Linked DNA regions of Mus musculus: all the other regions are linked to region 5. The links are chromatin loops, found by intact Hi-C in ENCODE. Cell type or tissue: left cerebral cortex. All regions are shown on one strand. Each heading gives the region's core, and the rest is flanking DNA. Links, peaks and the distances in the headings are about the cores only. Region 1 has its middle 79 kb from the start of Rrp15. Region 2 overlaps Spata17 (spermatogenesis associated 17). Region 3 overlaps Ush2a (usherin). Region 4 has its middle 130 kb from the start of Gm36388. Region 5 holds the start of Gm37896 (a long non-coding RNA gene).

Evidence for each region. Hi-C counts contacts between places; a loop is a spot of excess contacts. Peaks named below come from ENCODE experiments on the same cell type or tissue, not always from the same donor. Only the 100,000 strongest peaks of a DNase experiment are listed, where the experiment ranks them.
Region 1: it touches region 5 in a loop (5-fold over the local background); 2 of 42 quality-filtered maps call a loop at or near these places.
Region 2: it touches region 5 in a loop (3-fold over the local background); 2 of 42 quality-filtered maps call a loop at or near these places.
Region 3: a loop joins it to region 5, with 2.5 times the contacts of the local background. A loop is called at or near these places in 4 of 42 quality-filtered maps.
Region 4: it touches region 5 in a loop (2.2-fold over the local background); 9 of 42 quality-filtered maps call a loop at or near these places.

Annotation. Positions count from the first base shown.
Region 1 is chr1:186,825,199-186,831,523 of GRCm38, forward strand. No RefSeq gene overlaps it. Among named protein-coding and RNA genes, the nearest start is that of Rrp15, 79 kb to the left of the region's middle. In left cerebral cortex, for the core only: CTCF peaks have their summits at 822 and 2,763 (motif pointing right); DNase peaks (open chromatin) are centred at 871 and 2,792.
Region 2 is chr1:187,134,426-187,140,750 of GRCm38, forward strand. Spata17 (spermatogenesis associated 17) reads right to left here. Exons shown (of 10, transcript NM_028848.3): 6 at 5,948-6,071. Among named protein-coding and RNA genes, the nearest start is that of 1700007P06Rik, 12 kb to the left of the region's middle. In left cerebral cortex, for the core only: a CTCF peak has its summit at 3,233 (motif pointing right); a DNase peak (open chromatin) is centred at 3,222.
Region 3 is chr1:188,901,193-188,907,517 of GRCm38, forward strand. It overlaps Ush2a (usherin), which reads left to right. Exons shown (of 71, transcript NM_021408.3): 61 at 5,245-5,472. Among named protein-coding and RNA genes, the nearest start is that of n-TNgtt3, 37 kb to the right of the region's middle. In left cerebral cortex, for the core only: a CTCF peak has its summit at 3,103 (motif pointing left); a DNase peak (open chromatin) is centred at 3,042.
Region 4 is chr1:187,780,159-187,786,483 of GRCm38, forward strand. It overlaps a transcript of Esrrg not described here. Among named protein-coding and RNA genes, the nearest start is that of Gm36388, 130 kb to the left of the region's middle. In left cerebral cortex, for the core only: a CTCF peak has its summit at 2,659 (motif pointing left); DNase peaks (open chromatin) are centred at 1,888, 1,941 and 5,252.
Region 5 is chr1:187,444,748-187,451,072 of GRCm38, forward strand. It overlaps Gm37896 (a long non-coding RNA gene), which reads left to right and starts at 3,123. Exons shown (of 3, transcript XR_865841.3): 1 at 3,123-3,349. In left cerebral cortex, for the core only: a CTCF peak has its summit at 3,588; DNase peaks (open chromatin) are centred at 1,983, 3,246 and 3,585.

The sequences.
Region 1 (6,325 bases), core at 602-5,601, 620 kb before region 5:
AAACGTTACCCATCCCACATTCAGAGCATGGACCCCTAGGGTTACTTAATTGTAAAGGTTTGTGTTATGTGACTCTCTCTCTGTCTCTCTGTCTGTCTGTCTGTCTGTCTCTCTCTCCCCTTCTCTCTCTCCCTCTCTCTCTCCTTCCATCCATCACGTATAATTCTTCAGATTGCATGTTAGTGTGCATGTTGCAATAACTATTTTTACAAGCACATTGCAATCCTTTTTCCTCCTTTCTATCTCTCTCTCTTTCTTTCTCTCTCTCTTTTTCTTTCTCTTTCTTTCTTTCTTTCTTTCTTTCTTTCTTTCTTTCTTTCTTTCTTCCTCCCTCCCTCCCTTTCTCCCTTCCTTTCTCTCTCTCTCTCTCTCTCTCTCTCTCTCTCTCTCTCTCTCTCTCTCTCTCTCTCTCCCTTCCTTCCTTCCTTCCTTCCTTCCTTCCTTCCTTCCTCCCTTCCTTTCTTCCTTCCTTTCTCTCTCTTTCTTCCTTTCTTTCTTCCTTCCTTCCTTCCTTCCTTCCTTCCTTTCTTTCTCTCTTCCTTTCGCTCTTCCTTTCCTTCCTTTCTGTTCTTGAAGCAGCCACAGTGTATGCTGCCCACTTCCCCAGGCTGGAGATTAAGCCCACAGCCTCAGGAATGTGCTCTACTGCTGAGCTATATATAGTCTTAGCACATGCCTTCTTTTGGGAAGAAGTGGCTGATATTGGAGGAAAGAAAATAGGAAGCATTTTACTTTTATCATCTACTTGTTTCTTCAAAAAAAAATAGATATTGATGTGAAGCTATGCAGCAGACACAGGAAAAGCAAGCAAAAATGCTGTCCCCCTTCCGTTGAATATGCAAATAGCAGGTTTCCATCAGGGAAAGCCAGGATGTTTTATGAGCCAAGTATGGGAGCACCATCTAAAGAGTCCTTATATGCCAGAGTCAAAATATGCTCATTTCACGAGAACAAAACCAGGCAATTTATTTCAGGAAAATCAACACCCACATTAACAGACACAGAATGCTAACCGTTCTCTAAATGCTAACACTGGCTTGTGGTACTAACTCATAAACCTTTGACAAGAAATGATTATCTCCAAAGCAACTGGAATTTTGAAACAAAGAACAATCACATAAAATTTTATTTAGAAAAATGAAATGTTGCTAAGGAAGGAAAAATCTGTATTATTATTATTATTATTATTATTATTATTATTGATTATCATTTATATCATCATTCCTGAAATAATCTGACTCTAAGAACATAGAACAAAAATCTCCCTTTGGCTTGTGGTAATTTCAACTTGTCATGAACAAATTATCAGATGCCATCCTGTGTAAGGACAGCCCTTACCCTCTACAGGGAGCCCTGGGCATTTAGAATGTCCTTCTGAAAGTACACACTACACATTCACAGAACACTGGGGACCTGCCTCCAATGCTGTATGAATGGTATAAATGAGAACCTTGGGCATTACAGCACAGCCCATCTCCTGGTTCAGTCTAAAGCTCTTAGGAAACAAGGAACAACCAGATGTTGATATATTGCACATCTGGCACCGCAGAAGGATTTTGAGATGAGGGAGACAGGAGCCATTTTTTTTCCCCATCAGTGTTATCTTCTTCTTTGGGGCTCCGCGTCGGATGGTAGATGAAGATCTCGTACAGCCACAAACAGAAACAAACTCGGTGCCAGGGTTCTGCCTGTATCAGTGAACAAGATGGGAATTCAAAGCAATTGACAGGATGCATTTCAAAAATTGTCAACAGTTTTCACACTGTTTGGTCAAATCTTATAAGGAACATAAATTATGCAACAGCCTTCCCCTCTGGCTACTTCACTATACAGGGAAAGTGTAGAAGACGGCGTGAGATTTTACAGACATCCTTAGTTTCATATTTTGACATTTAGGGGCTAAAGAAAACACCAAAGATTTCCTATTATTCTTAGTGGTATTTTAAATAATTATTTGAGGAGCATGATAAAATAAGATGAACGATCCGAGGAAAGCATTATCTTACAAAACAATGTTGCTAAGTTTTAAAGGATCGTTACTAGAACCAACCACTCTGTCTCTTAGACAGCTTAATTTCAGCTAATATGGTCAAACTCCTTTTCAGTATGCCACCAGCCAGTTTGCAGTACATAATATGAAATTATTTCAGATCATTTTAATAAAAATAATATTCAAGGTTGGGAGGGTAATTATTATTAGTTTTGCTCTATAAGCTATTTTAATATATGTAAAGAACCAGGATTGTCTTTAAGGATTGAAGTATTTATTTATTTATTTATTTATTTATTTATGTGTTGTCCAAGATGATTTAAAATTTCTTGGTAGGTTTTTTATTTTTAAAATTTGTTTATTGGGGAGACTTAAGGAAGGTTGATTTTGCTTCCAAGAGAGTAATAAAAAACTCATTCCCAGTGGGTTAATTTTGTCAGCATTAAGCCATTTCTAACTGCATACCATTATCATTTAAAATATTTCCTCTAATTTTGAATCTCTTAAAAAATATCTTGAATATAAACATTTTTTTAGGAACTATTACCACAAAAGCTTCGTCAAAGTAAAATCGCTAGGAAGAGATGAGTCTGATCAGCAAAATTTCTGTATCATGGCAAAACAAAAACAAAAACAAAAACAAACAAAAACCAAAAAAAACAAAAACCAAAAAACCAACCAGGCACACAGAGCCAGACAGGACCTTTAATTTAATTTTATTTTATGAAGGCACCTTGAAATCCCGTTCTTTGGGGCCACTTCTCCTCTTGGCCACCAGATGTCACACTTTCATTGTAAATTTGAATTTCTTTCTGCTACTGCAGATGCCTTTATCTTTTTCTTTGTAAATGTTCGCTATTCTGGAAACATTTCTCCTCAGTTCTGGCCCACAACTTGAGAACTTGACTTTGAATATGAAAATAAAGCCATCCATTTGAGCTGTTTTACACACACAGGTGCAGCTTCTCTTGGAGCGTCCTGGTTACAGTTTATTCTCTTTGACTTGAGTTTTACATTTAAGATTTCTTTACATTTATGATATACATCAGTAACTGTTTCCTTTTAAAATTTGGCATGCATTTATGTCCCAAAGTATGACTGCATTTTATGCAAAATCTAGAAAATATGGGTCATTTATTCTAAGAACATCAAATACAGCTTTTTTTTTTCTTACAAAATGAAAACCAGGTGGGCAAGTATTGTAGTATTGTAGTGTTAATATAAAAACTGCCACACGGATGTTACTTCCATATTAACATCTGCAACAGTTATGCAACATTTTCTAGTGTTCTCATTTGATGAATAGGCATCATTTAATTTAGTCTTTAATGTAATTTTATTTGGGAAAAAGCAAACATCAGATCATTTTGTTGCTTTGCATGTGCTATGATGCAAATGCATACATGTTGTTAAAATATAAATTTATCCTTTCTTTGAGTTATGTATAAGGTGTCATGAGTGGTGAATTAGTATGTCTTTCTCACACGTCTTTAAAGAATTATGACTTTTGCTTCTGTGTTCAACTCCTGAAATGCATTGATAAAAACACAACCTAAGACATGGCTTCTTACAAAGGCTAGAGACAGTCATGGCACACAGCTTTTGTGTGCATTAAGATTTTCATATTTAATAATCTGATTCTATGTGAAAATTCAATGATGTCATGAAGGATATCACTGGAGCAAGACAAACCTAGCAAAGGCTATTTTCTGAATGAATCACTCAAAAGATAATTTTAAAAAAGATAAAGCCTTTGACACATGAATTTAGTATGTTTTAGTACTATTCATAATGGTAAATTGTGGAGCTACCAACCAGTCACACTGAGTTAAAAAGGAAGGAACATGAAGAAGACCCGGCTGTGCTCTGCGGGGAGCCCTCATTTAGGCCTGTCTCCCCACCCCATGGAAACCCACTGTCTCTAGCTATGAATGAAAAGAACAGAATTATCATTGCTTTCTGTCTGCAGTCCTAAAACTTTACTTCTTATTATTCTTCCAAGTTGGAAGCTGTCAAATTCTGGACTGGCTAAGACTCACTTTGGTGGTTTTGATTTCCTTTGTGAAACTATTTGATTATTATTCATTTTAGAGTTTTATAGAACAGTGATGTAAACGAGGACTTTGCTGTTTCATTCACATTCATTGGTACATCTCAGGCAACTTTCCCAGTGTGCTCTGGGGCTCTTTTTGATGGGTGTATCCATGGTTGGCTTTTCTCTTATAAATACAAAGTATCTTTCTTTTAAAACTAAGCTATATCCCATGTGACCTCTTAAAGAATCTGTATGTATGTCTTAGAAAGCAAGTAAAACTGAGCCTTCTCTTGCTAGTAGGAACTCCATCCTCACTACAGGAACCATCCAAAAACTTTGTCAAAGGTACATTTTGTAATTCTGAGGTCGGTTTGGTCTCCTGTGATTTAAGCAGGGGCTCTGCTGGTTACAGTGATCAATCCATCCCCTGTTTATGATACACAGGTAGTATTAGAGTTACAGAAAGGCAAGTTAGCTGTTACAAAGTAGACATGCAAAGAGAAAGAAGGGAGGGGCCCACCCCACTTCAGATTTTTGAAACACCTGAAAGATGTAGGTCATATAATGGATAAGCCTCCTGTTACTTTTCCAAAGAGACTTGAAGGGCTGCCCTGAAAATATGAAACCATGAGACGCATCCTATTTTGACCAATATTTGCACAGCTAAGAATAAAAATCATTCCCACTCTATTATCTCCCATGCCCACTTTCCATGTATAAGTCCACAGGAGTAAAGTAACAGAAATAATGTTGATCTGTGAGCTCGGACTCTCGAAGCTTTCCCTTATGAGGCATAGAGCACACTTGCTGCGGACCATGACATTCTTGCCTTTAAAGGTACATGCAACACACAGTGCCACTTAAAAAAAATCCACATGCCGTTCTGAAATGGAAAACCTCATTACTGAGTGGAAGATAACCAACATTCAGTGGAAACTGAATATTTGAATTTTTGGAGGCTTAGATCCAATGTAAGTGGGTTCTAAGTGGGTTCTCTTCTCTGTCTTAGTATTTTGGATACATCAGAAGACAGAAAATGCTTTTTCTTTTTTCAGAGTGAAGTAGAAATTTTTACTTTACAAATCACTTAACAGCTATTTAAAAAGAAAGCTGTGGCTCACCTCTTCTGCCTATGTTCTTTTTACGATTGTTGCAAAGATTTTTTTAAAAGCATTTCTTGATCATTGAATTTGATCATTCTGTCCCTGGCAGAAAAGACACTTTCTGAAGGAAAAATGATACTTTGTCATGAGGCATTTTTGAATGCTTTTGAAAGAGGCAGGAAATAAAGACAGGAAAATTTAGCTGCACCCACTGAAGGCTCCCTGCTTATGAAACATAACTCATTAAGCTAATATGTCATTCCTGACTTCCCAGAGCTCAGCTCCGGGAGGGTGTTTCTCTGGAGGGTAAAAGAAACTTTAAGCTTTCCTGTCAACCTGATCTGGCCGATGGGAGTCTTGGTCTCCCCACCCTAATATCTTCAAGTGCTGGGAAATCTAATTCATTAACTTTTCCAAATGGTTTTAAAAGTTTTCTTTCATCAGGGACCATTTCGACCTTCTTTATCCATCTGAGTCTAGAGATCAGAAATACAAATGATGGTAGCTGAGAGCCATCACTCAGTATCCCAGAAGCCTGCCCTTTTCGACTATAAGCTGTACAGGCAAATTATATTTGGACAAAAAAAAAAACCCATATTTTAATTGAAATGCTAGGAAGCTGTGAAGACAAGTATCTTAAGATCATAATGACATAAATTAAATGTTTATATTCTAAAAATGAAGCACAAAAGAATATTTTGAAACATGCTCACTGTAGAATATATTTTAAACCATCCTCAGGAAAAAAAAACTGTCTCTCACCTTTCATTTACACGCTTAACTGAAATACTCAAAGCACACCCAAGTCCTGCAGAATGAGCATGCTCGAGCGTAGGATGACCGGTTTCCTCAAGCTGCTTCAAAACTAGGGAGAAATCTTTTTAAAAATGTATTTGTTTGGACAAAATGAATAAAATTTACATATGTTTGTTTACTGAATTGATCCATTAATATTTAGAATATTGCTGTTGAACATATTATAAATAGCCCAAAGGACAGTGATCATTAACCAAAACTGATTTTTAAATGACAATTTTATTTACAATAGATAAGCGTTTAGTTTATAGCTATTTGTTACAACAGAATTGTTTTATGAGTCAGTATAAAGCATTGTGTTCATAAAAACAAAGTGTCTTTTTTCAGTTCAAATTTAGAATGCACTGCAGTTTTTAGTATATAGTAAATAATTTAGACATC
Region 2 (6,325 bases), core at 452-5,451, 310 kb before region 5:
GAGACAGAGTGCCTTGAGCGTAGGTGTCACTTGGTGAGTCCTATGTGGGCCATCGACTCGGCTTCCAGTTACCGAGCCCTACTGAGTTTATATAAACTACGTACAACCATGAACAAGCACTCACGCTTAAATTTGTAACTTTGGAAGAAGGATCTGGAAAGCTAACTTTACCAATCCCACACCGTGCCGTTTGTTAGCTAAGTTCAGTATGCACTTCTTCACACGAAATGTGAAGCACTACCTCCCATTCCTAGCGTGAGGGTTCATTTCTGTAATTCCAGCCCTTAAGGAGGCTAAGACAGAAGAATTTCTGTGGTTTCAAGATCAAGCTGGGACACATACTGAATTGCAGAACAGCCTAGGCTGTGTATACAGTGAGATCCTGTCCCCCATAACCCTCCAAAAGCTACTACCCAAAACTAACTATCAATTATCTTACTACCAAGCCCTCTTAAGCTCCTGTAGAAATTTGCCATAACAAAATGACAGAGCACAAAAGAATTTAGAATCGGAAGCAGGGAATATGTGAGTAAGAAAGCAAACATAGGAGGTGCAGGGTGTAATGGGGCTAGTAGTGGAAATTAAGTAGTGGTGAGCCCTCCAAAATGACTGGCAGGTTTCTCCTGTGTCTGACTCCTTTCACTTTAGAGCTATAAATAACTACTCTATTGTCCAGATAGTACATGGACTCCTTGAGTGTGTTAACACACCAAGACTGCTTCCCATCTGCCCTAAGTTTCCCACTGCGTCAAACTCTGGGCTTCTTTGGCTCCTGGGCAGATATTTCTCCCCCTTTCCTCTTATGAACTATTAACAATCTCTCAGTGTTCTCCAGTCTACACTAATAAGGACAGCTGAACAGTTAATAGATTTCATTGACAACGCAGTTTAATAGGAAGGCGAGAACATCTTTAAAGGAAGGGAAAGGGAAAGGTCAGTGTGGTGAAAAGTTGTAGGAATTGTGGGAAGTTGTTGGAATTGTGGGAAGTTGTTGGAACTGCCCTTTGGCATGAGAGCAGGACTCTGAACGTCCAGACTGTAACTAGCTGTAAGAAGGAATCAGCTTCATCCATATGTTAGAAAATCCTGTTGGTGAGCTTTTCTTGAGCATAATGTCAGGCTGCGGTGGGATGACCACACTGAAGAGCAAAGGAAGGAAAGACTGAGAAGCAGGGCGGAAGCAATAGCGGAGGGTTGTCAATGTTTATGCTGAAAAGGAAGGGTTGTTTTAAACATATTTGTTTTAGATTTTTGAAAATTTCATAATTGCATATAAAATATCTTGATCATATATACCTTCAAGTTCTCCATAAATCCTTTTAGACCCACCCCAACCCCGTTCCCATCTTTCTCTTCTTTTGTCCTCTTGTTTTTAAAAATTTCTTTGCATAACCATCGGGATCAATCTGTGCACACTCATGATTGTGGGGCTACCAACTGAAGCATGGCTGACCAACTAGAGGCCATACTCTTAATTATGGCTGTCCCTCCCCAGAAGCCATCTGTTACGCAAAGCGCCTCAGCTAGGAGTGGGGTGTCTGTGAGTGTCTCTCCCCTCTATATTAGAATGTTGACTGGCTTGCCTTAAGCAGGTCTGATGCAGGCGACCACAGCTGCTGTGGGGAGCGCAGCTGTCCTTCATGTGCAGAAGACACCGCTCACTGCAGCCCTCCCTGACCTCGGGCTCTCTCTGTGTCCCCTGAGCCTTGTGGGAAGGGAGTGTGATGCAGGGCTCCCATTTAAGCTGAGCACTCTGCAGACACTCAGTCTCTACATGCTCATCATTGGTGTGTTCCTGCACTGTCATCAACCATGTAAAGAAATCTCTCTGTTTAGGGCTGAGAGCTGTGCTAATCTGTGGGTACAAAGGATTCTATCAAATGGAGAACATGGAACCTTTCAAACTTGACAAATGTCAAGTGGAAATGAAATATTATTGTTTTTGAAAGATTTCTCTGACTGTAGTAAACTCATTGGTATAATGAGCTTGACTTAACTAACAGTAATTCTAGAGAACACTGTCATTGCTTTGAATGAGGGAGATGGGCATGCGAAAGCTGTCTTGACACACGGAATGCTGAGGTGGAAGGCAGTGGAGAACTGCCTGATGGAGAAAGTCAAAGGCACATGACAAAATGCATGCAGCCAAGAAAGGGTACAGCCAAGTAACCACAAGGAGCCAGACTGTCCCTGAGTGAACGAAGTGGCTGCTAAGGTCAATGGGCATAACATGTGCTGCAGCCACTGATGGCCGTGTGTCAACACCATTGCTCCTGAGCTTCCCCGTAATGGCTGGGTATTCTAGCCTAAGAACCTTGTCCACAGCAAAGCCTGTCCAAACACAGTATTTCCAAATTCACGAGACACCTGACCCAGGTGCACCCACACTATTACACATGCAAACAGTGGCACATGTACACAGAGGGACTGCCATTTTCCATGGCTCTATTTCCAGATGGAAGTGCAAGCCACATGTCACATACTAAGTCCTTAATGTACATAAGCAGACCACCTCTCAGCTTGCTGTCTTAGGAGGACAGAATAGAAGATAGTACACAATTCAGAAAAATTAAATATTTCTAATAAAGCATTTTAATCTTATAATCTTGGTCTTCTAAACATGTTTCCCATTTAACAGCCTATCAGTTTATTATAACTAGGTCAAGTTTAAATTTTAATTAAAATGTATTCCTTCCTTATATAAATTCAATTTGATATGGTTTTGAAAAGAAGATTACTGTACACATTTTATTTTTTTAAAAGATTTAAGTATATCAAATTATAGTTTGTTGATAATGATCACAGCAAAGGGCATTTTTAAAAATCACAAAACTGATAAGAATTAGTTTTGTACCCATGTGAAAATTACTAGGATAAGGAAAACATAAAAATATTATGTAAATGATGACATGAAAATTATTTCTATAATACTTTTAATTTCCATTTGCATATGCGTTAACTAGCAAATGACAGAAAATAAAATATGCAGCTATATTGATTGCTCCATATTGTGTTTCTATGTTCTTTCCTATGATCGTATTAACAGGAAATGAGGTAAGTCACCGTCGGTCAATTACTACTAAGGACAGTTCTGTACAGGATGCTCATCTCCAAAGCACCGGCCACTGCCATTTGGATCTGGAGTGTTACAGGCACCTTGTGACTGGGCTGAGCCTCAGGAAGCAATGCTTTCCTTTAGTGAATTCAATAACAGGCCTTTGCGTACAGCCACCAGTAGGTGGAGCAGACAGCATAATTTATTACTGAGAACAAGGGCAAAGGAATGAAAGTCGGGTTCTTTGGAATAAAACAAATCTGTAAATGAGATTTTCTTCAAAGGAAATATGCCCTGTATGTGTTAGATTTGGTTTGACTGGTTACTGAATCAAAATAAATAACTTTATTAAATAATCAATCTTCGCAGAAAGATAAATTTACAAATGGAGGCATTGCTTGCATTTTACTTTATTCAAATCAACTAAAATTAGCTTTCCTTTCAAAAAAATTTTACAGGGACAAGGAATTTTTTGATGTGTTCATTTAGTAAGGACGTTGAACACAATCCTGCTTTTCAGGTGGCGGGGCATAACAAATAGTATTTTCTAGGAAATATAATTGACTAATCCTGTTATGTCTGCAGCAACAAATTAACCTTATTACTACTAGTAAATGGTGATTGATTATTTATGCAAATAAGTTGCCATGTTCGGCTTTCTGATTGAAATAAACATATAAAAGAGGCACTTTACTATGACTTGAACTTTTTAATTAATAAAGCCCTGAGGGGTGTGTTAATTCACCCATTGCAATATTAGTTATTTACTCATGTAACTCCTATTAGCACAAACATATTTGCTTGAATAAAGATGAGATAACAATAAAACTATGAATAGCTCCTGAAACTATTTTTAAAAAATACATCAGAGTCATACTGAAATAGGCTTAAAAATAAGCTTAAATTATGCCTGTAAGTATCAATACATCAGCATAACCAGTCTAGGGTTATTAATTCATTAAATAGCATTAATGAATTAATTATTAAATGTAGAAATTAATAAACACAATTTTGCTCTGCCAAATTCAGCAGTGTTTTCAAAGCATTGTTTGCCTAATGTTTTCTATCTACTAACAATATTAGGCAACATTAAAACTATAGGAATATAATGTCAACACATTACTATTGTACAGTGCAAATTAATAATGCCATTACTAAATTGTTGAAACTCCCAATAAACTATGTTGTCTTCTAAAGATGCTACAGATGACATTCTTTTTACAAAGTTCAACAAAACTGTTTGTGTACAAATAAACTTCTCACAAAAAAAAAAAAAAAAGAACTTTCCCTTGCTACTGACAATTAGACTGTGAGTCTTTGGAAGTGAAACCTCCTATCCTAGACACCAGCGGTCTGGGGGAGTTAACATTGACAACTAAGAATATTTTTAAATCCAAAGTTCAATTTCCACCCAATAGCCAAGTCATTAAGGCAAATGAGAAACAATGCTCACATAGAGTGTATATTTCTGTTTCTTATATAGGGAAAGTATTTTAAAAAATTTTTGTATCAGCAAAATCAAAACTGAAAATGGTTGTTAATCTTAGTGAGACTGCTTATAGATAGCAATTTTCTCCCATTAAAAACTTTGTGTGACAGCCGACTTAAATGAGGTTGAATGTTCCTTATGGCTAAGGATCTGCTAGCATAACCACACACGCACTAAATTCCCAGCACAGGACCCATGGAGGGTAGGCATTCAGAGACATGCCAGTCAGAGGACAGGCTGGGGGCTACAGTCAGTGTAGGAAAGCTCTACCTCGAGTGGATCATGAGACAAACACTGAAGCAAAGGAAGCAGTCCGGATCTACTGGCTGTGTAGCAAGGCTTGCATTTGCCATCCTTTGGCAGCATCCGAGACCATGGACCAATGAACAGATTGGACAATAAGGTGGTATCACTCTTCTATTTTATCACCAAGATGTTTGCCCTTGGGGGGGGGGCGGTCCTCCATAAGTTCAAAGGTTATCCTTTTATCTCCTTAGTTACCTATAGTTACATTGTAAGATCACCATCATTTCATAATCCAAATTACCAGGATGATAGAATCTCTGACATCTTTATAATCTTCTCCAAGGGAGGAGGTCTGACAACACAGCCTCACCTGCAATGTCCCAACACCAATGGCACCGGGTACAGTGAAGTCAGCAGCATGGAGGCCACAGTGTAAAGAGCTCTCTCTACTCCTCAATTAATAACTAAAACAAATAAAAGAAAGGAGCCAGCTCCCTCCTGCCACCATCAGGCTCTTGGGGCTTGAACCAAGGGTATTAGACTTGGTGGCAACTGCCTTTATCTACTAAGCCATCTCACCAGCCAATTCACACATTTAAAACCATATTTCTCTGGGTAGAATATTCTATGTACAATGCATGCATTCTCAGCAACCATAACAAAATCTTAAGTATAAGAATACATTTCTAAATATTCTAAATTCCACATTTATCTCTCCATATGAAGCAATTTGTTAAAAAGCTTTACTTGACAATGTCTATCAAAATTTAGAAAAGGAAGAAGAATTTTCTTAATCTCAACATTCATTCAATTAAAAGAGAAAGCCTGAAAGCCATCTCAGCCTAATAACTTGCCAGTTCTTGATCATTTCACAACACAACAATAGGTTATGCCCTCCGTGTTGTACTATCACTGTGGCGGATCACTCTGCTGGCTTGGACCTTTCTGCCAGTGGCTCAGGGGCTGCCTCTATGAAGCACTGTCACAGGCCAATCATGGCGCCTGCGCACACCACACAAAAACACGAAATTGAACTGGAAGTAGTGTCTTTGTGGTATCTTTTCAACAAGTCATGTCCTATCCAGCCTGCTAGTTTATCTCTGTCAAGCTAGGAGTCCAAGTGGCTCATGGGAGCTGCCAGGCACAGGTAGACTAACCTGCTTTGTGCTGAGCAGGTAATGCATCTTGCGGGCTTGGTAATCTTTTTGCTTCTCCTCTCGTTCCAGGAGAACCTTTCTCTCTTCTCTCTCTTTCATTTCTGCGAACTCCTCCAAAGCCTCCCTGCATCAAAATCGTTAGCAGTTACTCTGTTGGCATCTGTTGATTCGCTAATTCTTTCACTGATGATAATCAAGTTTTTTGAGGGGCAATGATCAGGCACATCCATCAAAATCAAGGGTGCAATTTATCTTGCCTGTGAGTTCTGTGGAAATCTTTGCCGTTGTTAGACAGCGTTTAAGTGACTTTGTCATGATGGGGCTTTCAGAACCAAAGCGTAGATGTTACAATTAATGCAGCAGCAGAGGGAATGCCAA
Region 3 (6,325 bases), core at 771-5,770, 1.5 Mb after region 5:
AGTGTAATTTTAAATAACTGAATGCAACTGCTGCCTGACAATTCTGCATGTCTCCCTGACCATGTAAGCTGCTCCATCTCACTACCCAGTGATAACGCCTGGCACACACACACACACACAGAACCAGAGGCCAGGAGACTAGGACACATCTCATGCTCCTTTCCTGTATTGTGAATTGATCTTTGATTGGCAACATTTCTGCATGCATGTGGGTGGGCAATCATAAATGTCTTCTCCTCCCATCACCCAGCTCCATGAGCAGAGCAGGCCGCAGGGATGTTCATCTACTTGTGAAATCAGTAGAAATTTTCTAATAAAGTTACCACTGTTTAGTCTTGGAAATCTTAGCTTGGTTTGCCATGGGTTTAATTATCCAAGGCTGAGATGTTGGTAATGGATAGATAAGGTATCATTCCTTAAGACTAATTTCAGTTGTGTAAGATAAATACTAAATACAAATATGTTGATCAACATTTGAGGAACTCAAATGTTACTCTTCTAAATGGAAAATACAAAAGGAAAAATAAAGCCTGCAGAACCCACCCGAGAGTCAGATTATCTGGGTTTAAGAAAAGTGGAAAAATACTTTGTTAGTATCAGAACATAGAAAAGGCACCCAGATGACTGAAATGCTCCTCTAAGTCCATGGCTTCACCAGATGGTAACCGAGAACCTGGTCAGGGGAGCCGAATGGCCTCTCATGTTCTGCTTGTCTTCCAGGCCTAATACTCCAGCTCCCGTCCACAGCTTTTCCTTGCCTTTGTCATAGTGAGAAAGCAATGCGTGCCTGAGAAAGAACCTATGAGGTCACCATGCTTTAATATGGGTTAGTCTGAAGAGCTCTCTTTCCATACAGTAACTATATGCATCACATGTGTTCATGTGTGTGTGTGGAGGGGTATACCTGTGTGATCATGTGTGTGGAAGCCAGAGCTCAGCACAGGGTGTTTGCTTTGATTGTGTTCCACCTTCTTTTCATTTCTTTCATGGAACTTGGAATTAATGGATTCAGCTAGGCTGGCTGCACAGACAGGTCTAGGTGTCCTCCCATCTCCACCTCCCCGGCACTGGAACTAGACAAGCACCATGGTATACAGAGACTTATGTGGTGTGTGTAGCTAAACTCAGGCCCTTGTGTTGGCAGCACTTCCAACAGAGCGCTCTCCCTACCCCTTTCAAAGTCACTTGTTTTCTAGAATTTTGCATTTGTGAGAACTGAGGGGCCAAAGGAACCCCCTCCCCCAAGCTGGTCAGAATTTGTATGCCAGAGCTGATCTATTTTAGGATAAAAAGCCAAGGAGAACAAATCAAAGGCAGAGGCACAAGAAATCTCACTGACTGGGGATGGAGTGAGTGGTGCCCCATGAAGATTAACCCTTTCCAAACTGTAGTAAGCACACATAATACCCCTTGATGGGCAGAGCGGCCCCAGAGCCTCACCACATTGGCTTCATTACCGAGAGCAGTGTGAAGAAGCTTCCTCAGGGCTGAGGTAGACGGGCTTAGTGAAAACGCTCCACAAAGACCAGAGGGAAAGCTCTGGAAACTGCTGGATCATCAGATCAATAGACTCAAAGGTGACTGAGTTAGGTAGCTTTCTGCAGTTTAAACATTTGCGCAGGGACGATCCCCATGCAGCCTTTTATTGACAGCTACAGATCAATGGTAATTTTTGATCATTTTCAACCTACATAAACCTATTGACCCCTTGGCCACCTTTGGGGCACTTCAAGTCGTCAAAAATAATCAGAGGAGATGGTGTAAAACTGTCAGGCTGCTGAAGACTCCGAGTAGTCTCGCGTGTCCCCGGGAGCAGAGTTGAGAGGTTAAAATGTAGTTCGAATTGCCATCAGACCCTCAAGTGGACGAGCATCCCGTAGAGCCCCGTCTTCATGCCTCATAAGCGATACGCTGATTTGTATCCCGGCGCTGACACGTCTGCATATAAATTTTTAAAAAGTGAAAGAGGCTGAGGCTGAATCTCATTGGAACTATCAGATGGAGAGAACCGATTAGGATTAGTTCCAGTAGAAATCTCTTCCCACTTTATCTTATGGAGTTATTCTTCATCTGGTGCATAACAAAGGCTGGCATACCCCTAGAATAAAAACGTGTGGAAAGGCTACCCGCATAGACGAGGCGGCCCAAGACAAAGAGGAGTGAGGATGAGTTGATAGCCGGAGGGAAGTGGTGCAAAACTTATAGCTCAAAAGAACCAACAGGGGCAGGACAGACGTCACTCGAATGGTTGGGTGCTCACCTGGCATACAGGAAGTCTCAGGTCCAACCGAGCACCACAGAAGATTGAGCGTGCTGGCCATCCCATCACCCAAACCTGGGGAGGTGGACACAGAATTTACAGTTCGGGGGCGTGCCCTGTCACACAGCAAATCCAGAGCCAGCCCGGGACACATGAGAATCTGCACCAAACAAAAACAAAAGTCTGATAAATAATTAAAGTCACAGGCGAGGAGAATGAGGTGGGAGAGAGCCAAGTAGTGAAAATTAAAAAGGGAAGAGAAAAAAAAAATGCCAAGTTGAAAACATTCAAAGAGGAAAGGGAGAGAAGTTTCCAGGTAGAGGAGGAGAACACAGAACCTGGAAAACACGGGAGGAAAGAGAAAAGCCAAGAGTATGTGGGAGGGGTGGGGGGAGGGGTGGCACTTCAGAAATAATAAAGTAACAAGAGAACCTATACCCCAGTAAAAGGTGACTGTGTGTGTGTGTGTGTGTGTGTGTGTGTGTGTGTGTGTGTGTATGCAACATAGGCCAGATTAGAGCAACACTATTTAAATCACCCTTTGCAGGACCACACCTTGAAACAGCTGTGCCAGGTACACGACGGTTTGTACTTGAGACACAAGCAGGCCATGTTTCTGCATTAGACAGTGGAGGTTTTCCGGCAGGGGCATCTTGAATCCTTTCGCTTTCAAGGATCTGAGCCATAAATGTTTATTAAAAGAATCTATAATGAAATCAGTTCTGTTATTTTTTTTTTTTTAAACTGGTTGCCGGGAGTATGCTGGAAGACAGAACAGCCGGCTGTTAATCACTAAGTACTCGTGTTATGGAAAGTGTTTGATAGTATTGCCATCTAGGGGCTGAACAGAAGTCTCTGCTCTGAAGTGAGCTGTAACGGAGCCGGTGCCACTATTGACAATATACATACGCTTTTGCTTTACAGCCCACGTGGTTTCCCAGTTTCTTACAACAGAAACCGTCTCTAAGTGTGCCAAGAAGTCTACTCTCCTATCTGTAATCTGTTAGAGGTGATTCTGGGTCACTTTGGGACCTCTGCTTTTATTGGCATCTATTACTGAATCTTCTGAACAAAGAATTATTCTTTTTTGCATTATTAATCTTACCCATGTTTGCCCTATTTCCAGAGAAAAGAAATCATTTGTCAGAAAAGGATGCTTATAATCAGGACTGGAGGCGCTGTCGGATTTAATATTCATTGTGGTCATCCCGGCTCGATGCTGTATTTATCTAAAAGACCAATCCAATGTTGTGGAGAAATAAGTTTTTAAATATTCATGATCTAACTTTTAATATTTTAAAAAAGAGAAATTAGTATTTCTGTAAAATTTGTTTCATAGTCTGGGTGCTTAGCAAATGTTTAAATATTAAAAGATTTCAGGAGGTTAGCATGTAATATCATAATGGGACTTACTGAAACAGGAAAATTGACTTTATGAGTCTCAGATCCATAAAGGATATTGTATTTTCTCTGTTCAGGTTTCTCACAGAACAAAAGCGCTTGCTCAGTTGAAACTTAAAATCAAGAATGGGAGGAAAGTATCAAAAATATGTCGAGAGTCGTTTAGTTGTATATGTTTTTCAGTTTCAAAATAACACCGGGAAATCCCCAAAGTAAGGGCCAGATGTTCCTCATAACTGCACCTGAGTTCTCAGCCAACAACTGTGAGAAAGACTCCTTCTCCCTACCTTTACCCATGCAGAAAAAGAAACACTTGATAAACTATCAATGTCACATTTAAACATCAAATAACGCACGCTGACCCCATGTATCATTACATGTAAATAGCATCACTCAGCCAAAACTTAGTCATGGTTGGTTATACCCAGTGGTTATGATCCACAATAGAAAGTATCTTCTCTCAAAACTCGTGTGTGTGTGTGTGTGTGTGTGTGTGTGTGTGTGTGTGTGTGTGTGTGTGTTTACACATGCATATGTTGTTATCCCCCTGCTACAGGCATAATTCCTACCTTAAACAGACATATCCGCTAGCCCAGATTGGCAAGAGCACCCCAGGGCCTCTAGAATGTTAAGATTCTTAGCTCCTGTTAAGTTATGCAAAATATGTTAAATGTCTCTCTGCAAGCAAGAAACAAACAAACAAACAAAAGTAATTCTGTGATTCCTTTCTTCTTTTAGATCAACAGAGGCAAAATTCTCAAAGCCTAGATAACAATCACTGTGGGCTCTTCTCATGGTCTTAGTTACGCTGCTGCTAACAAATGGGAAGTGCTTCCCATTTACATTAATAACAGGCTGCTCCAAGGGCATTTGTACGTTCATAGTTCAATGGCTCGTTGCTGTTTTCTCGAGTTTGTCTTATCAAATTTGTAAGATATAAATGCACACCAACACAGAAAGTGGGGGAGGCTGGGAGGCAGAGGGGTCTCCTGTACCAACAAGAGGCACTAAGGGTTAGGATTGTCCCTGGCAGCTCTCACAAGGACCTCCCGTTAGCCTGGTGACACTCCTCTGCAGTCGCTGGTGTGCAACTTGGAGCATCTTCACGAAGCTAAGTGGAGTTCTCGTCCTGGGCATCACAATTCGTAGGTTATGAACTCTGAAAACCCATCGGAAATCAGACATCAGGGAGATGGTTCTCAACCGTCCCATGGCTGCAACCCTGGATGACCGTCGCTCCTCATGTCTCGATGACCCACAACCGTAAAATTATTTGCATTGCTACTTTGTAAAACTGTCATTTTACTACTGTTACGAATTGTAATGTAAACACCTGCTATGTAGAATCCCTGAGACTCAGCCTCCCTGGAAGGGTCATTTGTCCTTCAGGTCGCATTTCTTGCTGTACTCAAAATGTCCACAAGTGCAAGCAAAATACTACCTTTGCCCCAGTGTGAGTTGAACCTTTGCTCTACAGCTACGCTATTGTTGTTGACACCATGGGTCCTGACTTGGCTACGCAGCTCAGAGAATAACCTTCTATCAGCTTCCAAAGGGCTCCTAACCTGCCAACTTTCTTACAGGGAACGAGTCGTCAAGCCCATCTCTTTGGCTTGGAACCATTCACAACATACCACATTGGTGTGGTGGCTGTAAACAGTGCAGGAAAGGTGTCGAGCCCCTGGACCCTGATTAAGACTTTAGAATCTGCCCCAAGCGGACTGATGAACTTCACAGTGGAGCAGAGAGAAAAGGGCCGGGCTTTGCTGCTGCAGTGGTCAGAGCCAGTGAAGACCAATGGAGTGATCAAGGTAAAGTCCACCCTGCATGGGAGATCACACCGGTCATCTTCCACATAAATAGATGAACCCTGACATGCCATCAGGTCACTGTGAGAAAAACCAGCTTCACAGCCGAGCTAATTCTCCTTGATGGCTCCTCCAGGCGTTTCACCCTAGATCGGTGAGGAACAGCTGGGGGATGGGTGCCACGGGCCCTGCAGGGTGCAGAGATTACCTCGTCCAATCCACACCTCAGCCTCACTAGGTGGGACCCACTAAACTTCATGAGACTCATAAAGGTTAAGTGGACGCTTTGGGCAATATTGCCAAAGCGGAGGTGGGATTTGAAGTCAAGGAGTCCCCAAAGCTCTGAACTCTAAGTGACCCTGGCCTTAATGCCCCCAGAGCCGCCTTCGTTTAGGAGTTTCCATAAGACCTGCCTAATTCCCACTCTGCCTGATTCACTAAGTAGACAAACCTGTCTGCTAACCCCTTGACCTCCACACAGAGCCCTGAGGAAACGGTCGGTAAAGTGTGACACGTAAAGCGTCACCTCGCCAACCCGGCGGTATAAAGGAGACAGAGTTTCCATGAACAGCTCACATTTGAAGCACTGAACCCTTACCCGAGTGGGGTAGACCTACCTCATCTTTTTGACATCATTCCCAAGGTTGGTGGTCAGTTCTCTCCTCTGGCTTCCCCACTCTGGTCCTTCCCTGGGTCAGGATGGCAGAATCGCCAGCCACCGCTGCTGTAGCCATTGCCTGCTCCTATCTTTCCCCCCCCAGGTGGTAAAAATGGCCAAGGTCTATTTCACAGGAAAAAAGTTAAGACTAAACTTCAACTCCGAGTCCTTTAAGAAGAAAGAGACAGGATTCTCTGT
Region 4 (6,325 bases), core at 664-5,663, 340 kb after region 5:
ACTTAAGTAGCCAATGGGAGTGCAGTGAGGAAGCATATAAAGTGGGAGGCAGGGTAGGGGGTGGGATTACTGGATATGAGAGGACCACAGGTAAAAGCCAGGACTCCAGAAAGTGCCTGGCTTTGGTCTTATCTATGGGCTTATATTGCTAATGAAGCAACGAGGGAGACCTCGAGGTTCACTTTGAGATGGTGCAGGAAGTTCAAAATTACCAACAGAGCTGTCAAATAAGAAGCATCTATGGAAGACCAGCAATTTCAGACATGCTGAGAAAAAAAAAACAGGGTGCGGGGGAGATGGCTCAGTAGTTAGAAACACTTACCACCCATGGAGAAGGCCCTGCATTGTTCTCTAGCATCCACTGGATGGTTCACAGCTGCCTACAGCCTGTAATTTGAGTCCCAAGGGATCAGACACCCTCTCCTGCCCTCCACAGGTACCAGGCATCGATGTGGCACACATACATATATGTATGCACTCATGCATGCACATAAAATAAAAGTAAGTAAATCATAAAAAGAGAGATTAAAAAAAAAGCAGACTTTTCTGTTTGTGAATATTCCCCTTAATGGGCCTTGCTCCTTGAATAGCCTGTAGGAGCCTCCTAAAGGTGACATAATGATGCTACCAAAGTGCCAGCCACTGTTGTTGCTGAGGATAAATTTCATGACCAATCAGAGGGGAAAACAGATCCCACTTTTCTGAAGTCTAACCTGAGAATGGACATGGATTTGAGAGAGGGTCAGCATCCAAAATCAGCCTATGAAAGCATTGTGATCGTGATATATAATTCGCCACCCAAAAATCAGTGTGAGTAGTGGAAGCACAATGATTGATCAGGTTGGGCCAGTTACATAGCTGTTATGCTAGTCTTGCTTGGTTGTTTTGCTGTTGTGTTGTATTTGAGAGAGAGAGAGAGAGAGAGAGAGAGAGAGAGAGAGAGAGAGAGAGAGAGAGAGAGAGGAAGCCAAAGCATTAAACGGAGGATGAGGCCAGCAAGATGGCACAGATGCCTCAGAACCTCTCAGACCCCAAGCCTGACAACTTGGGTTTGAGCTTGAGCTTCAGGGCTCATCTACATGGTAGGAGAGAACCGAAAGTTAGTTGTCTCTGACCTCTACACATGTGGAATGATGTGTACCACCACATTAATAAAAAATAGAATAATAAAATTAAAAATGAAAGAACTAAGAATGAAGGTTTCTTTGTATGTTAAAGAAAGGGAATATAAAAGGAAGAGCACTATCTGAGCATATGTATACACATGCATGATATATGTGTGTGTGCATATACATGTGCATGTCTGTGTTTATGCATTGTACATGTGTATATATGCACGGATTTATATCCATGAATATATATGTATGCATGTATATGTCTGTATACATATGAGAATGTATATGTATGTATACATGTGTATATGCACATATATATGCCTGTATTCATATGCACATATATTCATGTGTATGCATACAGGATTTATGTGTCTACATGTATATATATGTGTGTGTATGTATATATAAATCTGTATATACATCCACATGTATATTCATGCATATGCATATATATGGCATGTGTATATTAATGCATGTATATATGAATGCATGTATACATATATGTATGCAAGCATTTATACAAGTATATATTCTTTTTGTAAAAAAAGTTTCATAAGGATCAAACAGCAGTAATAGTTGATCTGGCATTCTTAATACAAGCTTTTATTTTATCATATCTGCATAGTGATCCCGTTTGGCTGCACCCATTATTATGCTCCATAGTAGTTAAATCCGGGATTCTGGGGCAATAAGACATAAGGGTTGTACTATCTTGGTGCTGTTTTTAGCTTTCATTTCTATCGAAAGCTGCCAAATTAGTAGCATTTTGTGATTCCCGATTTAGCTCTTAATAAGAAGCAGAGCTAAAAGCAGCCGACCAAGCAGCTGAAGTCTCATCACGAGCCAGAAAGATCAATAAGCTAAAAGAAAAGTATGAAAAGTTTTTGAGTGACAGCTTAAAAATGGAAATTTTAAATATATACCACTGCCTTCTGCTCCATTGTGTAAGGCATAAAGCCCATCTTGGCAGTGCGTTTCTAAGCAGTCCGGAGGCTGGTTTATTCGTCTTTATGTACCATGCTGTAAGCTATGCTCAGAGCTTTATATCTGCAGGCAGGTAATATCAGGAGTAGTGTTACCTGAGCCTAGCATTTCTAGTATTGGGCTATCAACAGGAATGTCACTATTGACATTTGCTGCATTATCTAAGTCCCTGCATAACGTGTGTGCACTACATTTGAGTTTCAGAGTTGGAAGTGCTCTGTGTGCACAAACCCAGGCACAGTGTCTGGTCAAGAGGTACAGTTAGAGAAACTCATGTTTTAGTTTTAAATATTCTCATTGCCTGTGACCGCCAACTTTAAACTTGATTCCATGGTCAGCATTCGGTGAAAGTCTATTTCTGATCATTCATTATATGAAGGTTCCATATTTTAAAAACACATATATCAGAGGTGGAGAGATGGCTCAGCAATTAAAAGCACAGGCTATTCTTCCAGAGGACCTGGGTTCAATTTTCAGCATCCACACAGAGGCTCACAGCAAGCTGTAACTCCAGTTCCAAGGGATCCAATACCCTCTTCTGGCTTCTATGAATATTGCATGTGTGTGGTGTACAGACATATGTACAGGCCAAACTTCCATACATATAAAGTAAAAAATAAATCTCTAAGGAATACATATGTGAGAGTAATAGACCCTATACCTTAAAAACATATATAATAGAAGCACAAATCCAAAATAGATAATGCAATACCTTTTTCTACTTCCTGTAGTCGGAAACTCTTAATGCCTTGCTGATTTTACCCTTAAGCAGATATTTATTTTGTAGGCTTTAGTTGCACTTTTCTTGGATATATTCCCATCTAATTTAGGTAACATGATGAATGTCTTCAATAATTATAAAATAGCCTGTTTCTCTAATAGTAATCATTGCCTGGAATAGCGGGAAATGGTTTCTCAGTAGAAATTGAGCGTATGTTCTATATTCTGTGTTCAAACCCAGCTTCACGGCTTCACGGCGGCAGGAAGCTTGCTCTTCTTCACTGGTTCATGGAGCACTTTTATTTGTGGATTGATTCCGTCATGGGGGATGGTGTTGCCATACACAAGTAAACCTAATTTCTTTTGTTGAAAATCAAGACAGTATTTCAAGACTGTTTGCATTTCACCAGATACACTCTCCTTTATTAAGGCAATAAACAATGAGAAGGCTCTTTCGTCAATTTTACTTCAGAAATCAGAGCACACAGATATATAAATCATGAGTATGATAATTTACTTAAGTGTTCCTAATGTGGTGCAGTATAGGTGTTTTTAGCTAAGTTCTTAGATCATTAAAATTGGAAGTGAATAGTCATGTCTGCTAGGCCATTTCTTCATTTCTTCATTTATTTATTATTAATTGTGTACCAGCCTCATGGAAGCATGCTATCTTATGGGTGACTCTATTTGTCCCTTGATAGTCATGGAGATTGAGAGCCCTACAGATACCCAAATCCCAAGATCCTCAAATGCTTTATATAAATGGCATGCTATTGTCTTTAGATATCTATATATTAAATATTAGATGAACATTGCAGGAATAGTTGTACTGAACTTGTTAGGGAAAATGACAAGAAGTCTGAGAATGTCAGGACAGATTTCTTTTGAGATCTTTTGGTGTGGGATGGGTGGGATCCACAGTTGTAAAACACAAAGGGCAACGGGGCTGATAGTCATGATAAACATGCAATATCTTTATCCTAAAGACATTGTCGGTCAGTATCAAATTTGTGGAAATAATCCTACAATTATAAAAAAAAGTTAACTTCTTGTGGAATGAACAAAAGAAAAATGAAATACATCTTGTGGTGACCAAATATATCTCCGTGGCCTGTGTCTTCTTTCCATTGAGTGTGATACAGAGTTCATTGGCATGGTGGCGTATCCATGGAGCTTCTTTGCATATTGCACTCAAATATCTTAATCTTGGGAATTTGTTGGCTGGTGATGAGAGAGAAATAAATCCAGGTGACATGAAAGGATAGACCGTGTCATAGATTTTTTTTGTTTGTATATTTGTTTTGTTTTTGTTTGTTTGTTTGTTTTTGTCAAATACAAATCTAGACACACTCAGGAGGAAGAAATCTCAACAAGGACTGTCTCCATCAGATTGGTCTTTGGGCATTGGCTTCATTGCTAACTGATGGAGGAGGGCCCAGCCCTCTGTGAACAGTGGCATCCCAGGGCATACAAGCCTGGGCTAGATATGAAAAGCAGCTGAACCACCCAACAAGAGAACACCCTTGTGAGCATAGGTCCTCTGTGGTCTCTGCATCAGTTCCGGCCTTGAGTTCCTGCCTCTGCTTCCCTCCATAAGCACTATGACCTGTAGATTGAGAGAATCCCTTTCCTCCTCCTGTGCTTTGATGGGGGGTCTTTATCATAGCAACAGAAGCCTACCCAGGACAGACAGCTTATGCTCCACAGACACCAGGCACTTCCACTATGCTGAGCCTTATTATATTGTTGAAAAATGAAGCTGTGTAGGTGATGGGCATCGTGGTTTCAACTGAAAGATGCTGTTTCACTAGAATGGTCAGCACATAAGCAAGAGTGATTTCTTACCTAGAAAACAAGAAATCCACAAACTACAAAGAAATTTCGAAGCTCTGCCCCTCGCCAACACCCTTTCAGTTCCTCTCTGGTTTCTGCTGTGCATCCTCAGATTTCACAGTAGGCAACCCAAGGCTCTCACATGTTTGCAGGCAGCGTCTCACGGCTGTGCCAGGAATCATAGATGGGAGCCTCAGTAATGTCTTCTTTATTTTCTTTCATCTCCTCCTAGAAGGAGAGGGCTGAGGTGAGTGTAGCTGCTCGCATCAGCTCAGTGCAGGAAGTGATGAACACACAACTAGGGATGCCCTGGGAAGACAGGACGTGTTCTTTTCCAGTGGTCCACAGATGGCATGGGGAATGATGGTGAAGCTGAGCCCACGATGGACAGACACCTAGTCTGCCCCAAAGCAGAATTGGGAGTACACTGTTTTGTCCACACATACTTCCCTGTAAAAGTTGGTGACACAGTGGCAGAGGAGAGGCAGGGAGCCAGGGACCTGTGAAATCTAGGACGGTTTTTCTTTTCATTATTCTTTATTGCCTCTTTTCTGTGCTAAAATACTCAGCTTTGGTCTGAAAGGAAGCGAAAATCCTTATGCCAAGAGCTTGTAAACTAACGCCCACTTGAACCATCTGGTTTTCTAGCACATACAAGTGATTAAGCCTCAGAACTATGATTGTTAAAATTAAAAACACAACAATCCCAAACACCTCCAAATAGATGCCTTATGCGAGTTTATAAGGGGGAAACATATGATGTTTTATATAGTAAATAATATTGAAAGGTTGAGACAAGCTCCTTCATTTCCTCCCCTCCCTCCCTCTTTCCCTTCCTTCCTCCCTCCCTCCCTTTCTCCTTCCTCTGTCCCTCCCTCCCTCTTCCCCTATCTTCCCTCCCTCCCTCCCTCCCTCCCTCCCTCCTCTTCCTCCCCCTACTTTCCTCCTTCCCTTGTTTCACCCCTCCTCTTGCCTTCTTTTCCTTCCCCCTCTCTCTCCTCCCTCCTTTCTTCTCACTCTTTTCTCCCCACCTCCTTCCACTATAAGTGTTATGGAACGATATGATTTATGCACTTAAAATATGCTGTAGCGCCTACATTTTCAACAACCTGGAATGAGCCCTCGTCTCTACATTCGGTATTATTTTTGCCCTCGATAAAGAAACACGTATGCTCAAATGTATGTGTGTGCCTGCTCATATGCTTGGGTGTCTTAGTTCCTCCCAGAATATATTAAAAGACCAAGGGCTATTTGCAAATTATGAATTCATACTTTTTGTTCATAATGACTGAGGAAAGTCAGGTCAGGGGGAAATTAAATATGTTAAGAGCTCTCATTTTAATTGTATAATATCGATGCTGTCTTTATAGTTAATTTCCTTGACAAGTTGTAGAGCACATGGTTTGGATCTCTCATCCATTTCTTACGTGGAAATGATTCTAAATTGGGACATCTCACTTTGGTGACGTAGCTGAAGGAGAAAATGAAGAAGCACCCTGGGCAGCAGGGCTGTGGAGGTAACGCAGTGTCCTAGTTGGTCATTGTTGGAGTGGGTGCCACACATAGAAAATCTGGGAGGAAATACAGTCTGTATGTGAGGAAGAAATCAGACCTGCTATCTCTAAACTCCCTAATGGTAGCCAGTACTCATCCCTAGATATGTTGTATCTATT
Region 5 (6,325 bases), core at 490-5,489:
CAAAACTTGAGGTCATTGGGATGTTCTGAACAGTAACACTGGGATAGAGCACATATGTAAGACCCCACTTGGAGAAGCCAGTTCTTGAATAAGCACTGTTTGCCCCACCTCAACAAATCTCTTTCCACAACACAGAATCATCCTAGTACAATGCAGGGAGTGGGGTGGGTGTGCACTACAATTTAAGAAAGTCAGGGGAAGGGAGTCTGGCATTTCTTGTTAATTTGATAGTTATTTCTTAAGCAAACAACTCACAGGCATTTGAAATGAGTTATTTATTTTGCTTCCGATGGCCCTGTCCCTGAACAAAAGCAAATGTACTATTAATTCTCATTTGCAACACTACTTTGATTTCCAATTCCATCTCAATTTACTTTTATGCTTTGTGGTGGTGTGTTTACGATGGAGAGATATTATAATGAGGGAGATTGCATTGTATCAAACCAAAGGTCTATATGACATCATTTCTTTTCTTTTCGGACTTTACCTGTCTTTTGGTAAAGTTTCCCTCGGTCTTTAATATCACTAATCTGCGGATAGCTATTTCTTTTGGAAAGTTACCCACCCCTTCTCTTTTTGCAAAGGACCTCTGCGTATTCCATTAACTGCTAGATTGGTTCCACAATGTCTTCATAATGGCTTTCTGCCTCCTGGGAGATTTCTCTCTATCTTATATCCTTAATTAATAAGTTCTTTACCAATTGCCACACAATAATAGCGTATTCTTTTAAGCCGAGAAAATGTGTTGGTGCTTGTGAACTTACACTAGGACCCTAGCCTAGAAAACCTCAGTTGGTGCTCCTGATGGAAATAACAGTGGGTGTTCTGGTCCTAAGAGAGGTGTAGAGCACAACTGAGCCCACAGCCTTCATGTGAGCTTAGGTAGTGGGTGAAGACAACTGGGTGTCAAAGAACAGATAAAAGATGAAGATTAAGAGCACCACTTCTGGAGTCCTCAAAGAATGATAAAAATACAAAAATAAGGCTACCCATCTCTACTCATAATGCATTTCAAAATATGACTTCTCATTCTCTGGAAAGGTATAATCCAAAGCACCTTTGCCCATTTCCATCACACGATTCATCCATCCATCCGTCCATCCGTCCATCCATCCATCCATCCATCCATCCATTCTTCATATGTTTTATGTATGTGAGCTTTAAATTGACAGTGGGGAATAAGATAAAATTCTCACTTACAGAGAAATGTTCTATGTTGACTTTATTTCAGAATGACCACATGCATAAGAGAGTATACGATCAGGAAAGTACTAGTTGAATATTCTTCAGATGCTGTAGACGACACTGCACTAAGAAGACTTGGACACTATACTGTAATAGAATGTCAACCTGAAATTTTTCAGAGAATGAGGGTTATCCCAAGCCGTAAAATGAAATGTCACCACACATTAAGGTGGAGGAGGAAACACATTAAGGAATGAGGGCTTGTTAATACATTAGAAGTGTTAAGTTTTAGACAATTCTAAAGTATTAGGAATTAGAGCGGGTCGAGGAAATTGTTTGGTCTGCAGGCGAAGAAGGAGAATGAGGGTGCTTTCTAAGGTCAAATGCCAATGAGCAATAACTGGACCTGCTATGCCACCTAGTCCAGATGTGGCCTCCTGAATTGCCAAATCACCTGCTTTCTTTGCATTTCCTCTATGCTAGACCTTCCTTGTCTGGCATCCACACAGTTGAAATGGCCAAATTCTCGACTGTCTTCTCCCAGAGCCCATCCACTTCTCCACAGGTATCTCTGAATTATCTGCTTCTACAGGAGCATGCGTTCCTCATATTATGGTATTCGGGTCAATAGGGCACATCATTCTTAAGCCCCCTGGACTGGTCCCGAACGTGTCTATCTAGATTCTCATGTTTTATTATGAATTCTGTGCGTTAGCCCCTAGCTGTTATTTCACAGAGCAGCCCTCTCTATGAGCTGGCTTCCTTCCACTCTGTTGCCACCCACCTAACACATGCCAAGGACTCTCCATGCCAAGGATGATTGCTGGAGCCATTTGCTTATATAAATATCCTTTATTCACTAAAATGAATGACCAAGAGACACAGTTCTATTAAACTGCACAAAGGCCTTTCACTTTTTTTCATTGTCTATTAAAATTATGTCCATTTTTCAAAGCTTATCAAATGCACGTTTGTATTTGGTGTGGCCTTTCATGAAAGTTTCCCTATGGCTAAAGTTCATTCTATCAGCATGTGTTTATTGGCCACAACTATAAATGTCTGGCTTAAGTGATATCTATAGCAATGATGAACGTAGAACCAGGGCATGTGTGAGAGCATGTGCTGTTGCTCCGTCATTTTGGTGTCATTCTTCCTTAGCTGATTTCCTGAATGTTTCATTATCTTCCAGATTAATTATACAATGTGTGTGTCTTGTGATATTTTCCATTAGCAATACTAATGACTTTCCATGAACTCCAATTTAACCAACACATCAATCTACCACTACTCACGTGTCCCCAGCTTAGACATGACGCAACTCCAAGACCGAGCCACCAGCTAACTTCTCCAAAGCTGTGAACGTGGAAGGTGGTATTCAATAACTGAATATATGAACTGAAGCTTTCACACAACCATGAGGATACGTGGTGGATTTTAGTGCTTTTTAAAAACACAAATAACAATTTACACAATTCATTTATGCCAAAGTAAGACCTAAGACCTATCGCTGGGGACAGTCCAATGCAGGAACTTGAGTTGGCTAAGCAACTCTCCAGCAAGAAGACCTTCATTTAGTGCTAGAGTTGCTTGCTAGAAGAGTTATAAAACTCCAGAGGGCGGTGGCAACTCCACACCACGAAGTAAATAACAGCAGCCATTTAATTACGCACGTTGCGGAGCGTGAGTGGTGGGTCTCGTGAGGTCTTTCATCCTCCAAGGTTGTGCTCCGGGCGCCTTTGCTCCCTTGCTTCTGGGTTGGCCTATAATTCATCTGTGGATGATTTGCAACGCTGAGAGAGCTCACCTATCTCTGTGCTCTTACGGAAAGGCAAAATATCCTCAGGAAAAATGCTGCCTCGCCAAGGAAGCATACAGATAGTAAAGACCGTCAAAACACACAGGAAGGGCTAAATCCGGATAAGGAAGGATGTAATTCCTTGAGCTGGAATTTAGACCGCAGACAAGGATTCTTGCAGGAACACTAAGTTTCCTGCCCTGTGGGAGGTCCGAAGCAAACCTCTGGGACCAGACTGCCTTCAAAGGCTGAGCTCTGAGTTTCCTTTAATACCTGGCATCTTTGGTCTCTTTTGCGGAAGTCTAAGTTCTCTCGAAGAAAATCCTCGCTTACCAGAGGTTCAGCTTTATGGATGACTGAACAGTGGAGGTAAAAGAAAAGATTTAAGAACTGGCAGGGTTGTGAAAGCCAGCGTGTATGAGCGGGGGCGGGGTGGGGTGGGGAGGAGAGAAGGAGGAAACCTCTTTTAGAGGCAGAGACGCTATCCCCAGCATCCCCCAAGCAGCTTGTAGATGGGTTTCTTCTGTCTTTTCATTTCTTAGGTACTCTGAGCCTGGTGCTTAGTGATTTCGCCCACACTGCTGCAATGGAGTCACTAGGCTGTAGGGGGAGCTCCTGCCTCCTTGGTGAATTCCGAAGGCTTGGAAGCTGCTTCCAAAAGCATTTAATAGGTGGCAGGGCCTCAGAGGCCCACAGCTGTCCCCTGTCAGAAACGCCCTTTGCTGCTCTGCTCTCTTGGAGAATTCCATTTCTTTCATGTTGGGCTAAAGCAGCCTGAGACGTCTTAAGGTGAAACTCAAACAGTTTAACAGTTACTCATGAGGGTCAGGTCGATGGGGGTTGGATGGAAAGGGGAACAGAGAGCTATGGTTTTAATGGGGCTAAATTTCTCTTGTGGGGAGATGGGAAAGTTCCAGAGACTCATAGTGGGAATGGCGGTCACACTACAAGATGAATATGCTCAATACCACGAAGAGTGTGTGCAAAAAATGGCAAAATGGTAGATTTTTATGGTTCATGTTACCGCAGTCACAAATGTGGAATCGAAGAGACTCAAAGTCTAAACATGTTGGTGGATTAAAATACCGGACTCCTGAAGCAAGGCTATGCTAGCACGCTTAGGGACAACTTTGGAGGCTTGCAGATGGGGTTGAACCTCTGCAGTCAAGCATCCTGCAAACTGAGCCTCTGTGGGAAACACTCTTGGAGAAAGCCGAAACTGCAAATGGGGAACCTGAGCCCTTCAACACGCCTGTGTAAGGCTCTGCCTCCTTATGTGTGTGCATGCAGTACAGGTATGTGTGTATGCATGTTTGAGTGTGTGCGAACACAGATACACGTGTGTGTTTACACGTGGAAGCTCACTATGGATGTCCAGAATCATCTCTAATCACTCTTACACCCTAGTCAATGAGACAGGATATCTCAATCAAACCCAGAGCTGGCTGATATGGATTGTCCCTCTAGGCAACTAGCTCTGGCGCTCTGTTTCCATATTCCAGGACTGATATTACATGTGAGCCCTCATACCTCCGAGTCACTTACGTGGGCTCTGGGGATCTGAATTTCCATCCTTAAGCTTGTATGGCAAGATCCTAACCACTGAGCCATCTCCTTAGCTCTGCTCTCCGTGTCTGTAGCTCAGCTTCCTATACCATAATCTCCTTAAGTATCCTTCCCTAAGCCCCACCAGGACAACAGAATGACTAAGCTTCAGATGTGAATGTGGGTCAGCTAATGCAAAGAGAAGTCAAGTTTCTTTGCAAGGTGGTCAGTGATAAACGGTAGGTAGCGAAACCAGGGAGCAAAGCTGAGGGAAACCAGGGCCCAGAGCAGAACTGTACCCCAATACTGTGCCTCTGTAAACCAGAAGCATGCTCTCAGAAGATAACCCTCAGCCTCAGACCCAGGTTAATGAGGCAGCTCTACTCACTCTTGTATCTGCTTATATTACTCTCACTGATAAGTAGAACCATGCGTGTCAAGGCCTTTGGTCACAGAAATCTTACATTAGTAAGCCTTGGGGCTGCACACTTGGCTCCGGCTTGGAAGGTGTTGGGGTTTCCTAGACACAGAAGATTCCTGTGATACAACCCTCTACCCTTAGCTCCCTCTGGGTTACCCTAAGAACAGGTACCATGGCTCTATTTCATGTTCTTTGCCCTAAAGGCAACCCGGCAAGACCTCTAACATGTGCACCTGGCACTAAACCAGACCTGAAACGGGGGCTGCTAAGACCTGCTGAGAACGGAGAGGAAGAGGAAATTTGAGGATATTCATCCTCCTCTATCGGGCCTCCCCTCTCTTGTTTTGAACTGTCCAGTTCACAAATTGACCAATCACATTCCCACCCCCACACCCCTGCATTCTAGCCTGCCACACTCACCCAAGGAGAAGTTCTCTGTAGGTACTTGGCAGTTCTAGAGAACACAGGCTTAAATAAGAAGTAGCCTGGAGCACTGCAAAGACCTAACAAGACAGAAATACTTGATTCTACTTCCAGCCCAGCCCCCATTGCACCTTGACCTTCAGTGGGTCACTTAGACAGAATCTTTTGTTCACTCATCCATTCGTTCCTTTGTTTGTTTTGTTACAGTGACTCACAATGTAGCCCAGGCGAGCCTAGAATTCACTATCTTCCTGCCCCAACTTCTCCAGTGAGATTAAAGGCATGTGCCACATGTAAATGTGCAGAGTAAATCTTTCAAGTGTGTTTTGTTGTTGCCAGTGTTTGGTTTTGTTTTTCTTTTTTGAGACAAAGTATCACCCGGTAGGAGGCCAGGCTAGGCTTTTTTTTCTTTATCCTCCCTCCCGAATGGCAGGATGATGGTATGTATTCCCATGCTGGGTTTGAATGTTGTTTTGTAGTCAGATAACAGATACAGACAATTGTTGGGATCACAGTGAGAAAATTTTGTCAGCTTTTCTAGAAAACTGTCTGAGGAAAATGCACACCACAGCGCCTGGAGATTATTCTCCTTTGACCCCCAGCAGTGTCAAAACTTTGGGAATTATCACTATAAATATGCAGTGGCTGGCCTCTAGGTACTGTGTCCTCTGTCCACCTCACACTGTGATGTTCCTATCAAGGTGTCCTGTGACTGCAGATGGAGTCCTTAGCTTCTCTAAGCTCAGATTTAAATGCTGCTCAGATTCAAATCCATCTCTTCCTCCTACTGAGCTCTGTCACCAAAGCCCATTGGCTGGGAGGAAGCTCTCGGGGCTGTGCTGCCTGCTCTGAGAAGCCCTGATCTCCTTGCTACCTCTGAGCTGTCCGCTTGCTGCCTGAGGAGTGAGTTCTTTCTGTCAGGTCAGTTATCTCTCAGGACCACAGCTCTGATTGCA